Regions from separate parts of the Mus musculus genome. Here region 1 is linked to region 2. The links are chromatin loops, found by intact Hi-C in ENCODE. Cell type or tissue: gastrocnemius. All regions are shown on one strand. Links, peaks and the distances in the headings refer to the core of each region. The heading gives the core; the rest is flanking DNA.

The links. A loop is a pair of places that touch in the nucleus more often than their neighbours do. Peaks named below come from ENCODE experiments on the same cell type or tissue, not always from the same donor. Only the 100,000 strongest peaks of a DNase experiment are listed, where the experiment ranks them.
Region 1: a loop joins it to region 2, with 14 times the contacts of the local background. A loop is called at or near these places in 24 of 42 quality-filtered maps.

Annotation. Positions count from the first base shown.
Region 1 is chr8:69,541,581-69,549,273 of GRCm38, reverse strand. No RefSeq gene overlaps it. Among named protein-coding and RNA genes, the nearest start is that of Gm7697, 23 kb to the right of the region's middle. In gastrocnemius, for the core only: CTCF peaks have their summits at 1,865 (motif pointing left) and 3,935 (motif pointing right); no DNase peak of the experiment used is centred there.
Region 2 is chr8:69,334,596-69,342,288 of GRCm38, reverse strand. No RefSeq gene overlaps it. Among named protein-coding and RNA genes, the nearest start is that of Gm10033, 57 kb to the left of the region's middle. In gastrocnemius, for the core only: no CTCF peak of the experiment used is centred there; no DNase peak of the experiment used is centred there.

The DNA of each region.
Region 1 (7,693 bases), core at 1,702-6,701, 210 kb before region 2:
AGGAGCAGGCAAATGGGTTGTGACCAGAAAAGGTTTCCAGGGAGTTGCCTGGAGCAGGGTGGGGCGGGGCGGGGAAGCAGGAGGAGCAGTGGCCTGGCCATGGAAGGAAGCAGCTCCTAGACTTTGTGTTCAGGGTCTTGACATGGGCTCACAGTGATTATGGCTGATAGCTCCTGCTGGGGCCAGACAAGAGTTCAGAAAGGATTTCAGGACTGGGCTGCTCCAGGGTTGTGGGGAGCCGCCCTCACTTTCGCCGTTACAAGATGGCGCTGACATCCTGTGTTCTAAGTAGTAAACAAATAATCTGCACATGTGCCAGGGTAGTTCTTCACTCCATGTGGTCTGCCTTCCCCTTGAGGACAACTCGGCCAATGGGCTGCTGTCAATCAGGGAGTGACACGTCCTAGGTGGAGGATAATTCTCCTTAAAAGGGATGGGGTTTTGCCATTTTCTCTCTTGCTCCTGGAGAAGTAAGCAATAAAGCTTTTGCCACAGAAGATTCCGGTTGTCCTGAGCGTATTCTTTCCGGTGGGAACAAAAGCTCGGGCAATACAGGGTCTCACTCCATCAGGACATGGAAAAACCAAAACCCTTTCAGGAGGAGAAAGTGGGTGTTGTGAGCCTGGGTGTGTACAAAGGAAGAGGTGATTTTTTTTTCAATAAAAATAGTTCAGTGTGGACAGAACTGATTTAAGAACTTGTATGGCTGGAGGGAAGGCCTGGTATGGAAGTCTCCATGAGATATTTGCCCTTGTTTGCTAACATTATTATTATTTTTATTTTGTCTAGGATCTTCTAGCTTTAAACACACCCACCACTTGGAGGGAAGCAAAAATTCCAAAGAACACAGTTTGGGAAACACTGACCAGTAAGAAAGTCTCCAGTTTTGTGCCAGGAGCCTGTGAAGAGTCCCTCATCCTAGCTACCTGGAAGCCGGTATTCTGCTAGCATCCTTCAGATGAAGATGTAGAACACTCAGCTCCTCCTGCATCATGCCTGCCTGGATGCTGCCATGTTCCCGCCTTGATGATACTGGATTGAACCTCTGAACCTGTAAGTCAGCCCCAATTAAATGAGTGTTGCGTTGGTCATGGTGTCTGTTCACAGCAGTAAGACCCTAACTAAGACAGTATTCTTTATCCTGTCAGGCCCATTCAGTTCATGGCTTTCCACACAGTTCCAAAATGGACCCTCCAATTATGGACCAGCTCTGGTTTCTGGCATGTTCTCAGGTTTAGCTGCTTGGAACAGTTCTATCATTCAATGTCTTCCCCTTTCCACCCTTCAGACATCAGCTATTATTTATAAGAAACCTTCCTCTTAAGTATCTCATGACCGCAGTCCTCTCTCTAATCCCCACCTCCACCTTTCTCCTGGGGCTTTTTCACAACCCAGGCCAGTCTTGAGGTCAAACTTAGCTGTCCTCTCACTCTCAAGACTCCAGTCTGGTTGCCATAGTGATCTGTCCCTTATGCAAACCTGGGCACATCACTTGCAGATCTAATACCCCTCTACCTGTGGAAATATTTTCCCAGGACCCTCAGAACCAAGGGACCTCCCACCTCCATGGGAGCTCAGGAGGGATGGGGGGGATGTGTGTCAGACCTCGAGGGTCTTTTACTGCAGGTTCTACTTGTATGGTCTTACAGGGACAGAGGAGAGGTTTAAAATGACCAAGGGTGCACCCTGTCCTACCTGCCCCTTGCTCCTGCACCCCTGAAGCAGGGCTCTCTGGTGGCCTTGAGTCATGGATGGGGTATGGGATAAACATGAGACAGCTCCCTTCTTGTAGGAGCGAGGTTTGTTTGTCTTGGAACACTTCCTGCAAGATTGGAAACAGGGAAGGACACAACAACTGCGCCCTCTTCAGGCCAAGAACAGTAGGTTCACTTGCACAGTGAGGCCTCCTGCCCTTGGTTCAGTTAGCACTTGGCTCAGATAGTGAGCAGGCTCCCTCTCTTTTAAAACACATCGCTGGCCTGGAGGTGGTGGCGCACGCCTTTAATCCCAGCACTTGGGAGGCAGAGGCAGGCGAATTTCTGAGTTCGAGGCCAGCCTGGTCTACACAGTGAGTTCTAGGACAGCCAGAGCTACACAGAGAAATACTGCCTCGAAAAACGGAAAAACAACAACAACAACAAAAAGAATACAGTTGATAATGCAAAACAAACAAAACCAAAAAACACATCGCTGAAGAGTGACATGCACTCTGTGAGTTTATAGAACTTAAATATATGGTTCAGTGGGGGCGGGGGGAATACATTCCTAATCACCCGGAAGTTGCCTGATGTCCCTGCCAAGTCCACATCCACACTTTCCCAGCCAGAGGTGCCCATGAGACGGACCATGCCGATTCTTCTTGAGAGTTATGGAGCTGTGTATAAACAGGGTCTCCAGGCCCAGATCCGCTGTGTACAGGTTCTTTCTCAGCATCGTGCCTGTGCAACTTCTTTGTAGTGACTGTGTGGATTTTTAACTTGCTGGGAAATACTCCATTATGTGTTATATACAATGCAACCTGGTACCTTTTGTTTACCCAGCTTTCCGTTTGTACTTGGGCTTTTTTCTTCTTCTTCTCCTGTGTGGGGGCAATTACAGATAGGGCATTTCCTCCACTCAGGGCTTCTGTTCCATGCCTGGCATTGTCCTATTGTGTTCCGATCCTGGCCGTCTGTCCTGCTTTCCTCCCTCTCTGGGCACCTATTTGGCTGCTGGGACTTAGGGTGTTTGACCTGGACCTGTGATGGTCCTATGGGGTCTCACACTACCTTGGAAGGCCAAGCTGTGGCTCTTAATCCCTTAGAGCTGTGGCTCTAAGCTGTGACAGTCTTAGTCTGGGGAGACTAAGACCTGCTTCATGCGCTTGCTTCTCTATTCTTGCTGATGCTAACATCTGTGGGCCACCTTTTAGCACTGGTTGCTCTTGCCTAACTCTTGTCTGCATCCCTTGGCTGTCAGCCATTGGGAGGCTGCTTGTATGCCTCCAATGAGCCTTCAAGGATGCTTCTGGAACTGGGATATTTATCAGAGACAGATCAGGAAAGCCAGCACCATTAGACATGCAGCTCTGTGCTGCCTTGGGGACACATTCTTGGCTGTCTTCCCAAAACGTTCGTGGTGTGGTACTGTCTGTCGGTATTAACAAGCATGGGTGTCCCTAAATGTTTTTATCTTTGTGTGTGTGTGTGTGTGTGTGCTTGGGTGCACACATCTAGTAGTATATGCATTCCTGCATATAAGTATGCATTTATTTGACTTGTATGTTATCATAAAATATTTTCTCTTAGCTAGGCATGATGGTGTGTGTGTATAATCTCGGAGTCCAGGAGGCTGGGGCAGGTAGGTAAAAGGCCAGCCTGGGCTACAGAACAAGACCGAGTCTCAAGAAAACAGCACAAAACAATAAATATGAGATTTCTCCTAAACAGTGTGGTTTTGTTTTAAAGGTATCTTCTCCACTTCCTTCCTTGTCCCCTCAAAGATCTTGACTAACATCAAGGCAACACCTTCTTTGTAGATGGAAGAGGTAAGATCCATGTTTATTCTGCCCCTTCCCATGGCATAGCCACAGGCAACAGATACCTTAGCTCCTGCCATAGGCAGGGAACATGGGCTTGAGCTATGTTTGGAAGGGGCAGGATCTGGGGGACCCCCACTTAATGCTGTAGGTGATAAAGTGCTTGGAAGAGATGGTGAATGTCTGTTGACCATGCACGCAAATCTGAGTTGTAACATGTTACTTTTAGCTGTGTTGATCTTGAGAAAACTACTCTCTGTGCTTCCGTGTCTCAAAGAAGTCATCTCTGGTTGCAAGGGCCAATATGGCAGATGCCATTTACCTGTGGCCAGAGCGCTCAGAACATGAGACCAGATTTTAGTTTAATTTTAATTAACATTTAAATTCAAATTGCTGTGACTAATGGCTGTGATATAGAATCCACCACTAGAGGACAGCACTGGGTGGCTTCAACCCACATACATACACAACCTTCCCCCCCCCCAGTGTAATACAATTTAGTGAAAATAAATAAATGAATAAATAATTAAATAAACAAATAAAACAAGCTCTGCCTGGTCTTTCTTTGTTTCCCACATGTATTTTCTCTTTCCTTTTGAACTACTGATACCAAAGGCTAGGAGAGGCTGACCTTCTTAATGGGGACACTGGAGGGCAGCAATGGGTACTTTCAAAATGCTCAATCACAAGAGGTTTCCCGAGTCCCCTGGCAGTGCTTTGCTTGTGGCTGATGGCCAGCAGCCTCAGGGGAATGCCAGAAAGCTGTGTTTGCTGAGCTCTGTCCTCTCTTTCCTGTGCTGGGCAGCGGGGTGGGGAGGTCGTGGAAGTGGCGGGTTGGATGTTTTACAAACAAGTTCAAGTTCTCTTGTCTGTTGGTCCCCATAGCAGTTGGGCTGTCAGCTGCTCAAACCGTTTTGTTCTGTAACCGCGTTTGAAAACGATGTGAGGAAGAATAAACAACCGTGAATGTGGAGTCAAGGAGACCTGAGGGTGAAGCCCAGCTTGGCTGCCTGCCTGCTGTGGACCTTGGACAAATTGCATGGCAATTCTGGGTCCCTGGTCTCCTCTTCTGACACACCATGACCTGGTGTAATGTGGGACGCCCGACTTGCCTGCAAGTAAGACTCCACAACAGGATCCTTCTGCAACACGTTTATTGGGAGAGCATGGACTGCGTAGGCGAAAGACCCCGAGCCCCAGAAATGGCACTGCTTATATAGGCCTACGAGTGACGTGTCCATACCTGATTGCTTATGCTACCAGTACCTCATTAATATGCATCGGGCCACGCAGTGACTCGGCAAAAAACTCTTTTTTTTTTCTTTTTTTTTCCCATTTTTTATTAGGTATTTAGCTCATTTACATTTCCAATGCTATACCAAAAGTCCCCCATACCCACCCACCCCCACTCCCCTACCCACCCATTCCCCCTTTTTGGCCCTGGCGTTCCCCTGTACTGGGGCATGTAAAGTTTGCAAGTCCAATGGACCTCTCTTTCCAGTGATGGCCGACTAGGTCATCTTTTGATACATATGCAGCTAGAGTCAAGAGCTCCGGGGTACTGGTTAGTTCATAATGTTGTTCCACCTATAGGGTTGCAGATCCCTTTAGCTCCTTGGCAAAAAACTCTTATGCACATGCGTACATTGGTTGTTTATCCATAATCATGGGTGGTGGCCAGTGGTAGCCAGCGCCATCTTGTAATGGTATTTGCGGCTTCCCACAGTGTAAGGAGTTGCATCTGTATGAAATCATCTACATTTGATTATTCACTGGGGAGTCAGGGTCAGGTGGATCCCTGGGGCTTGCTGACTGGCCAGCCTAGCTCACTGATTAGGTACACCACTGGGGGATCCGCTCTTAAAATGAAGTGGGCGGTGCTTGAGGAGTGAAATCTGAGCTGTCCTCCAGCCTCCACACACATGTGAACCACACACAAGCACTGGTCATTTGGCCAGTGAGATACTTCACTCCCAAGATTTGGATACTAGCATATATTTCTAAAGTTGAACAAATATCCAGTAAATGGGACTTCTGATTGAGAATACTGGAGCCACACTGTCCAATTTATGATTACCAATACTGGATAATCCATTAGAATCTAGACTTTCCAACTCAGGACTATCAAATACAGGATAGTCTACCCATATTGGTCAATACGTGGTCTATTTTATCCCATTCACTTGGTGTGGAGTGATGGATGCCCGAAGTCACGCACTAATATTCCAAGAACAAAAAGCACACACTCACAGATGAACTTTGTGTAGCTTATGAAGTGTTGAAAATATTCAAATTGTTTTTGACATTTCAAGACCAAGAAGTTTAATACAGAAACTTGGGTTTCCAGTTTACTGGACAACATTGTCCTCATGGGGACCCAATTCCCATTTTGATGCTACTGTTTGGGGCTGAGTCTCAAGTGTCCTCTCCAGAAGTGAGTATATGTTTTCTCACTGTGATGGTCACCTGGTGCCTTTGAGCATCTGAGTGTATGACCCCACCCCTGGTCTGTGCTAACCTATGAAAATCTAGGAACTAGCTAGCTTAAGCTTGTCTGGGAGAGAGCACTCAAGGAAGCCATGACAATGTGTGTCATCATACACTGACTGAGAACCATCTATTCAGATAGGTTGCTCCTCCTGGCTCCTATATGGCAGAGTTAGCCCTTTAAAGCAGTGGTTCTCAACCTGTTCTCGACCCCGTTGGGGGTCACATATCAGATATCCTGCATACATACCAGATATTTACATTGTGATTCATAACAGCAGCAAATGTACTGTATGGAGTAGTAATAAAATAATGTTATGGCTGGGGGTCACCACAACATGAGGAACTGTATTAAAAGGCTACAGCATTAGGAAGGTTGAGGACCACTGCTCTAGAGACTGTTGGGCTTCTAGCTGGGTTTTGTGGCTGCTCGTAGGTTCCGGGTCGCATGATCTAACAGTCAACTCCTCACTTTGGATGTCCTTTCTGATCCAGAAGACATCAGAGGCCATACTTAGTGAATTGAACTAGGTATCATGTAAGAAGTGGCGGAGAAAGCCTAGAGTCTCAGTGAATGTGTATTGTTGACATCAGATAAGGACATGTTGTCACAGACCTCAGAATCTCAGACCTATGGAGAAAATGGCAATGTCTCCTCTAAGGGGAGAGGCTCAGAGGAAAATGGCAAAGCCTTCCTCTGGACCAAATGTAGATATTGAGAGTGTGCACAGGAAATGTCCACTGTAGCTTTCTCTCCCTGGATATTTATAGTCTGAAGACTGTTCCCCTATAAAGACCATTCCTACTAAGATTAGGTAAACCTGTCTACTTGATCCAGCTGTATACCATACACCCTGTCTCCTTTGTTTATCTGCATCTACTAACCCCACTTCCTTGTTCAGCCATATGCACTCACCCTGCCTCTCTGTTTATATAATAAAAACATGTTTCCATTATGTGCTGAAGTTTCTTCAACTGAGAGCTCAGACCACCCAACCTTGGCTTTTCTGCTTCTGGATTTGTTTGTTTTTTTCATTCTCTTGCCACCCCAGTCAGGGCCGTGTCCCCAGAGCCATGCTAGATGTAGCAGTGTTCTCTCCAGCGTGGGTCTATCCTTGAATCCAGCACTGGCTATAGAGTCCAAATGCTTTGAGAATTCCTGGGTCAGGAGGCTGACCAGTGGTTCCAATGGTTGTAGGTGCTTTAGTTTGCTCCTCTGTTCCTGTGATAAAACACTCATCAAAAAAACAACTTAGGAGAGGGAAGGATTAATTTGGGTTGTGGGTCACAGTCTACCATCAAAGGAAGCTTGTGCAAGAACTCAAGGCTGGAACGCAGAGGCAGGAATGGAAACAAAGACCATGGGGGAATGTTTACTGGCTTGTTCTATGTGGCTCACTCGGACAGCTTTCTTATACAGCCCAGGAGAATGTGCCCAAGGTTGGCACTGCCTACAGTGGTCTGAGCCCTCTCGCACCAATTTGAAATTAAGAAATGTTTCCACAGACATGAAAACTGGCTGATCTGATAGGGGCAGTTCTTTAGTTAAGGTTCCCCCTTTCAGGGGACTCCAAGCTTGTGCCAAGTTGACAACTGAAGCTAGCTATGATAGGGTTCTTTGTCCAGTTCCCTTCTCCGGGCGTGTATCCATTTCTCTGTAGCTGAGACAGTCATTTGGTGGGCATTGCT
Region 2 (7,693 bases), core at 1,969-6,968:
CAGTGCTCTTACCCATTCTTGTATTTGTTGAGGTTTGTTTTGTGTCCAGTTATATGGTCAATTTTTGAGAAGGTAACATAAGGTGTTGAGAAGAAGGTATATTCTTTTGTTTTAGGGTGAATTGTTCTGTATGTATCTGTTAAATCCATTTGGTGCATAATCTCTATTAATTTTACTGTGTCTCTGTTTAGTTTCTGTTTCAATGACCTGTCTATTGGAGAGATGGCGCTGTTGAAGTCTCCCACTATTATTGGGTGAGGTTCAAAATGTTTTTTGAGCCTTAGTAAAGTTTTGTTTTGTTTTTTTTTTAACAAATATAGGGACCTTTCATTTTTCACATTGATGATCAGGCTTCATATTGGTGGATTTTTCCTTTGATAATTATGAATTTTCCTTTCCAATCTCTTTTGATTAATTTCAGTTTAAACTCTATGTTCCTGGATATTACAATGGCTATTCTAGCTTGTTTCCTGGGACTATTTTCTTGGAAAACTTTTTTCCAGCCTTTTACTCTGAGGTAATGTCTCTCTTTGTCATGGAAGTGTGTTTCTTGTATGCAGCAAAATGTTGTATCCTGTTTTCATATCCAGTCCTTTATCCTATGTCTTTATTTCAGAATTGAGTCCATTGATGGTAAGAGATATTAAAGACCAATGATTTTTACTTCCTGCTATTTTTGTTGTTGGAAGAGGTATTATGACTTTGTGTGATTCTTTTCTGTTCTTAGAGTTTGTTGTGAGCTGATTAACTTCTTGTGTTTTCTTGGATGTACTTACCCATCTTGTGTTGGAGTTTTGCTTCTAGAATCCTCTTTAGTGTTGGATTAGTATAATGACATTGTTTAAATTTGGTTTTGTCATGGAATATCTTGGTTTCTCCATCTGGGTTAATTGAGAGTTTTGCTAGGTATAATAGCCTGGGCTGGCATCTGTGGTCTCTTATGGTCTGCATGACATCTGTCCAGGATCTTCTGGCTTTCAATTCTGTTTAGAAGCTGGTATAATTCTGATCAGTCTGATTTTATATGTTACTTGACCTTTTTCCCTTACAGCTTTCAATGTTCTTGCTTTGTTCTGTGCATTTAGTGTTTTGATTATTATATGGCGAGAAGATCTTCTTTTCTGGTCCAAACTATTTGGTGTTCTGTAGGCTTCTTGTACATTTATGACCATCTATTTCTTCAGATTAGGGAAGTTTCTTCTATGATTTTTTTCTTTTTTATTATTAATCCTTTTTTTTTTTACAGTCCAGTTGTTATTCCCCTCCTGGTCTGCCTCTGACTGTTCCTCATCCCATACCTCTTCCCTGTCTCCAAAAAGATGTCCCGACTCCACCCACACCCACCCTACCAGACCTCCCCACTTCCTGGGGCCTTGAGTCTGGAGGGTTAGGTTCATCTTCTCTCACTGAGCCCAGACGAGGCAATCCTCTACTGTATATGTGTTGGGGGCCTCATATCAACTGGTGTATGCTGCCTGGTTGGTGGCTCAGTGTCTGAGAGATCTTGGTGGTCCAAGTAAGTTGAGACTGCTGGTCTTCCTATGGGGTTGTCATTCTCCTCAGCTTCTTCTAGCCTTTCCCTAATTCAACCACAGGGGTCCCTGGATTCTGACCATTAGTTGGGTGTAAGTATCTGCATGTGACTCTTTAAGCTGCATGTTGAGACTCTTGGAGGGCAGCCATGCTAGGCTCCTGTCTGAAAGCACACAATAACATCAGTAATAGTGTCAGGCCTTATAGCCTCCCTTGAGCTGGATCCCAATTTGGGCCTGGACCTTCTTTCCCTCAGTTTCTTCTCCACTTTTGTCCCTGAAGTTCTTTGAGACAGGAACAACTCTGGGTCAGAGTTTTTGACCATGGGATGGCAACCCAATCTCTCAAGTTGATGTCTTATCTTTCTACTGGAGCTGGACTCTACAAATTCCCTCTCCCCACTGTGGGACATTTCGTCTAAGGTCCCTCTCTTTGAGTGCTGAAAGTCTCTCACCTCCCAGGTCTCTGGTACATTCTAGAGGGTTCCCTACCTCCTATCTCCCAAGGTTTCCTGTTTCCATTCTTTCTGCTGGCCCAGTAATGTTGCCCCTCCACAATGCCTTTTCCCCCCTCCCGGTCCCCTCTCCCACACAGTTCCCTCCCTCCCTCCCTCCCTCCCTTCTTCTGCCCCTGTGATTGCTTTCTTCTCCTTCCCAACTGGGATTGAGGCATCCTCACTTGGGCCCTTCTACTTGTTAACCTTCTTGAGTTCTGTGGATTGTATCCTGGCTATTCTGTATTTCTTTGGGTAATATCCACTTATTAGTAAATACATATCATGCATGTCCTTTTGGGTCTGAGTTACCACACTCAGAATGATATTTTCTAATTCCATCCATTTGCCTGGAAAACTCAGGATGTCTTCACTTTTCATAGCTGAGTAGTATTCCATTGTGTAAATGAACCACATTTTCTGCATCCATTCTCAGACATCTGGGTTGTTTCCATCTTCTGGCTATGATAAGGCTGCTATGAATATAGTGGAACATGTGCCTGTATGGCATGATGGGGCATCTTTTGGGTATATTCCCAAGAGTGGTATTGCTGGGTCTTCAGGTAGATCTATTTCCAATCTTCTGAGGAACCTCCAGATTAATTTTTAGAGTGGCGTGCAATCCCACCAGCAATGGAGGAGTGTTCCTCTTTCTCCACATCCTTGCCAACATTTGCTGTCACCTGAGTTTTTGATCTTAGCCATTCTGATTGGTGTAAGGTGGAATCTCAGGGTTGTTTTGATTTGTATTTCTTTGATCACTAAGAACTTTGAACATTTCTTTAAATGCTTCTCAGACATTCGAGATTCCTCTGTTGTGAATTCTTTGTTTCCTTCTATACCCCACTTTTGATTAGGTTGTTTGATTTTTTGGTGGATAGCTTCTTCAGTTCTTTATATATTTTGGGTATTAGTTCTCTATCAGATATGAGGTTAGTGAAGGTTTTTTCCCCAATCCATAGGTTGCAAATTTGTCCAATTGGCTATGTCCTTTGCTTCACAGCATCTTTCTAGTTTCATGAGGTTCCATTTATCAATTCTTAATCTTAGAGTCTGAGCTACTGGAGACCTGTTTAGGAAATTTCCTCCCATGCCAATTTTTTGAGGTTCTTTCCCACTTTCTCTTTTATTAGATTCAGTGTATCTGGTTTTATGTTGAGGTCCTTGATCCACTTGGACTTGAGCTTTGTGCAAGGTGACAGGTATGGGTCTATTTTCATTTTTCTACATACAGCCTGCCAGTTAGACCAGCACCATTTATTGAAGATGCTTTCTTTTTCCCATTGTATTTTTTGGCTTCGTTGTCAAAGATCAAGTGTCTGTAAGTTTTATTTCTGGATCTCCAATTCTATTCCATTGATCAACCTGTCTGTCTCTGTTCCAATATCACGTAGTTTTTATCACTATTGCTCTGTAGTATAGCTTAAGGTCAGGGATGGTGATTCCTCCAGAAGTTCTTTTATTGTTAAGAATTTTTCCACTATTTTGGGTGTTTTGTTTTTCCAAATGAATTTGAGAATTGCTCTTTCCATGTCTTTGAAAAATTGTGTTGGAATTTTGATGGGGATTGCATTGAATCTGTAGATTGCTCTTGGTAAGATGGCCATTTTTACTATGTTAATTCTACCAATCCATGAGCATGGGAAATTTCTCTATTTTCTGAGGTCTTCAATTTCTTTCTGGAGAGACTTAATGTTCTTGTCATAGAGATTTTTCTCTTGTTTGGTTAGAGTTACCCCAAGATATTCTATATTATTTGTGGCCATTGTGAAGGGTATTGTTTCCCTGACTACTTTCTCAGCCTGTTTATCATTTGTATAAAGGAAGGCTACTTATTTATTTGAGTTTATTTTATATCCAGGCACCTTGTCAAAGTTTTGTCAGCTGTAGGAGTTCTCTGGTGGAGTTTTTGAGGTCACTTAGGATTACTATAATGTCATCTGTTAATAGTGATACCTTGACTTCTTCATTGCCAATTTGTATCCCCTTGATCTCTTTTGTCTTATTGCTCTAGCTAGAACTTAACGTACTATATTAAATAGACATAGGGAGAGTGGGCATCCTTTTCTTGTCCCTGATTTTAATGGGATTGCCTCAAGAATCTTTCTATTTAATATGATGTTGCCTGTTGGTTTGCTGTATATTGATTTTATTATGTCTAGGCATGAGCCTTGAATTCCTGGTCTCTCCAATACCTTTACCATGAATTGGTGTTATATTTTGTCAAATGCTTTTTCAGCATATAATGAGATGAGCATGTGATTTTTTTTTTCTCTCAGTTTGTTTCTATAGTGGATAACATTAATAAATTTTCACATATTGAACTAATCTTGCATCCCCGGGATAAAGCTTACTTGATTGTGGTGAATAATTATTTTAATGTGTTCTAGGATTCATTTAGTGAGAATTTTATTGAATATTTTTATATCAATATTCATAAGCAAAATTGGTCTGAAGTTCTCTTTCTTTTGTTGGGTCCTTATGTGGTTTATGTATCAGAGTAATTGTGACTTCATAGAATGAATTAGTGTTACTTCTGTTTCTATTTTATAGAAGAGTTTGAAGACTATTAGTATCAACTCTTCTTTGAATGTCTAGTAGAATTCTACACTAAAGCCATCTGGCCTTGGGCTTTTTTTAGTTGGGAGGTTGTTAATGACTTCTATTTCTTTAAGGGATATGGGCCTGTTTTGATAGTTTACCTGCTCTTGATGTACATGGTATCTATCTAGAAAGTCATCCATTTTATCGAGATTTTTCCATTTTTGTCAAATATAGACTTCTATAGTAGGATCTGATGATTTTTTTAATTTCCTCAGTTTCTCTTGTGATGTCTCCCTTTTCATTTCTGATTTTGTTAATTTGGATATGGTCTCTGGTCCCTTTAGTTAGTTTTGTTTAGGGAGTTTATCTATTTTGTTGATTTTTTTTTCAAATAATCAGTTTTTGGTTTTGTTGATTCTTTGTATAGTTCTCTTTGTTTATATTTGGTTGATTTCAGCTATTTAGTTGATTTTGGCCCTGAGTTTGACTATTTCTTGCCATCTACTCCTTTCATGTGTGTTTGGTTCTTTTTGTTTTAGAGCTCTCAGGTGTGCTCTTAAGTTGCTAGTGTATGATCTGTCCAATATCTTTAACAGGACACTTAGTGTTAAGAATTTTTTCTCTTATCACCTTTCATTGTATCTAATAAGTTTGGGTATGCTGTGTCATTATTTTCATTAAATTCCAGAAATCTTTTTAAAAAATTATTTCTTCTATGACCAAGTTATTATTGAGTTGAGAGCTGTTCAGTTTCCATGGCTATGTGGGTTTTCTGTTATTTCTGTTGTTATTGAAGACCAGTCTTTGGCCATGTTGATCTGATAGGATCTGGTCAATTTTGGAGAAAGTACGATAAGGTGCTGAAAAGACGGTATATTCTTTTGTTTTAAGGTTAAATGTTTTGTAGATTCCTGTTCAATCCATTTGGTTAATAACCTCTATTAGTTTCACTATGTCTCTGTTTAGTTTCTATCTCAATGATCTGTTCATTAGTGAGAGTGGGGTGTTGATGTCACCCACTATTACTGTGTAGGGTTTAATGTGTATTTTGAGCTTTAGTAAATTTTCTTCTACGAATGTGGGTACCTTTGCATTTGGGGCATAGCTGTTCAGAATTAAGACTTTCTCTTGGTGTATTTTTCCTTTATGAGTATGAAGTGTCCTTCCCCATCTCACTTGATAACTTTTGGTTAAAAGTCTATTTTATTGGATAGTAGGATGTCTACTCCCACTTGTTTCTTGGGACTATTTTCTTGGAAGTCTTTTTTCCAGTCTTTTACTCTGAGATAGTGTCTGTCTTTGTTATTGAGGTGTGTTTCTTCTATGCAGCAAAATTCTGGACACTGTTTGTGTAGCCAGTCTGTTAGCTTATGTCTTTTTTATTTCAGAATTGAGTCTGTTGATTTTGAGAGATATAACAGGCAAATGATTGTTAGTTCTTGTTATGATTGTTGTTGTTTGTTGTTGTAGGTGGCATTATGTGTATGTTATTCTGTCCTTTTGGTTTTGTTATGAGATGATCAATTTCTTGTTTTGTTTCCTTTGGTGTAGGTACCCTCCTTGTATTGATGTTTTCCTTCTAGAATCCTCTGTAGGACTCTATTGGTAGATAAATATTGTTTAAATTTGGTTTTGACATGGAATATCTTGGTTTCTCCATCTATGTTGATTAATAGTTTTGCTGTGTATAGTATCCTGGGCTGCCATTTATGTCCTTTTAGGGTCTGAATGACCTCTGTACAAGCTCTTCTGACTTTTAGTGTCTCTGTTGAGAAGTCTGGTGCAATTTGATAAGTCTGCCTTTATATCTTACTTGGCCTTTTTCCATTGCACCTTTTAATATTCTTTCTTTGTTCTGTGCACTTACTGTTTTAATTATTATCTGACAAGAGGGTTTTCTCTTCTGGTCCAATCTATTTGGTGTTCTACAGGCTTCTTATACATTTATGGCCATCTCTTTCTTTAGGTTGGGGACATTTCTTCTATGATTTTGTTGAAGATGTTTTCAGGTCCTTTGAGCTGGGAATCTTTGCTTTCCTCTCTCTATTCCTATTATTCTTAGGTTTGGTCTTTTCATTGTATCCTAGCTTTCCTGGGTGATTTGGCTTAGGAGTTTTCTATATTTTGAATTTTCTTTGACAGTTGTGTCAATCTCTTCTAAGGTATCTTCTACACCTGACATTCTCTCTTCTATCTCTTGTATTCTGTTGGTGATGCTTACATCTGTAATTCTTGACCTCTTTCCTAGGTTTTCCATTTTAAGGGTTGCCTCCATTTGTGTTTTCTTTTTTGTTTCTGCTTCTACTTTTAGGTCTTGGACCACTGTGTTCAATTTATTCATCTGTTTGATTGTGCTTTTCTATATTCTTTTAAGGGATTTGTTTCCTCTTTAAGGGCTTCTACATGTTTACCTGTGTCTTCTTGTATTTATTTCAGTGAGTTATTTATATCCTCCTTAAAGGACTCTATTATCTTCATGAGATAGCATTTTAAGTCAGCTTTCTGATTTTTAGGTGTGTTGGTATGTCCAGAGTTTGATGTGGTGAAGAACTGGGTCCTGATTATGCCAAAGTCCATTGGCTTCTGTCTATTATGTTCTTGCTCTGACCTCATGGCATCTGGCTATCCCTGGCAATAGCTAGTCTGGGTGTCTTTGTCTGGAGCCTGCTTCCTGTGTCCCTTGGTTGCTTCAGGGTTTCTGGAAGGCCTGTGGCCCTGGCTGTAGCAGACCTCCTGTGAGGTCTTCAGACTGTGCGGTCTTCAGAGGGGAATGTATGTTGGTGACCTGTTGCCCTGGCTGTACAGCTTTTCTGGGATGCCTGCAGACTGTGGGGTCTTTGGAGGAGCAGACAAGGTGCTGATCCTTTGCCCTGGCTGCAGCAGATCTCCTAGGAGGCCTTCAGACTGTTGAGTCTTCAGAAGAGCTGTCAGGCTGTTATCCTGCATATAGGTGTTCTCCTGGGAGGCCTTCAGACTGCAGACTGTGGGGTCTCTTGCCCTGTGTGCAGCAGAACTCCTGGAAGGACTCCAACTATGGTGTCTTTGGAGGAGCAGACAATCTGTCGATAGGTTGCCCTGCATGTAGAGGATCTCCTGGGTGGCCTTAAAACTGTGGCATCTTCA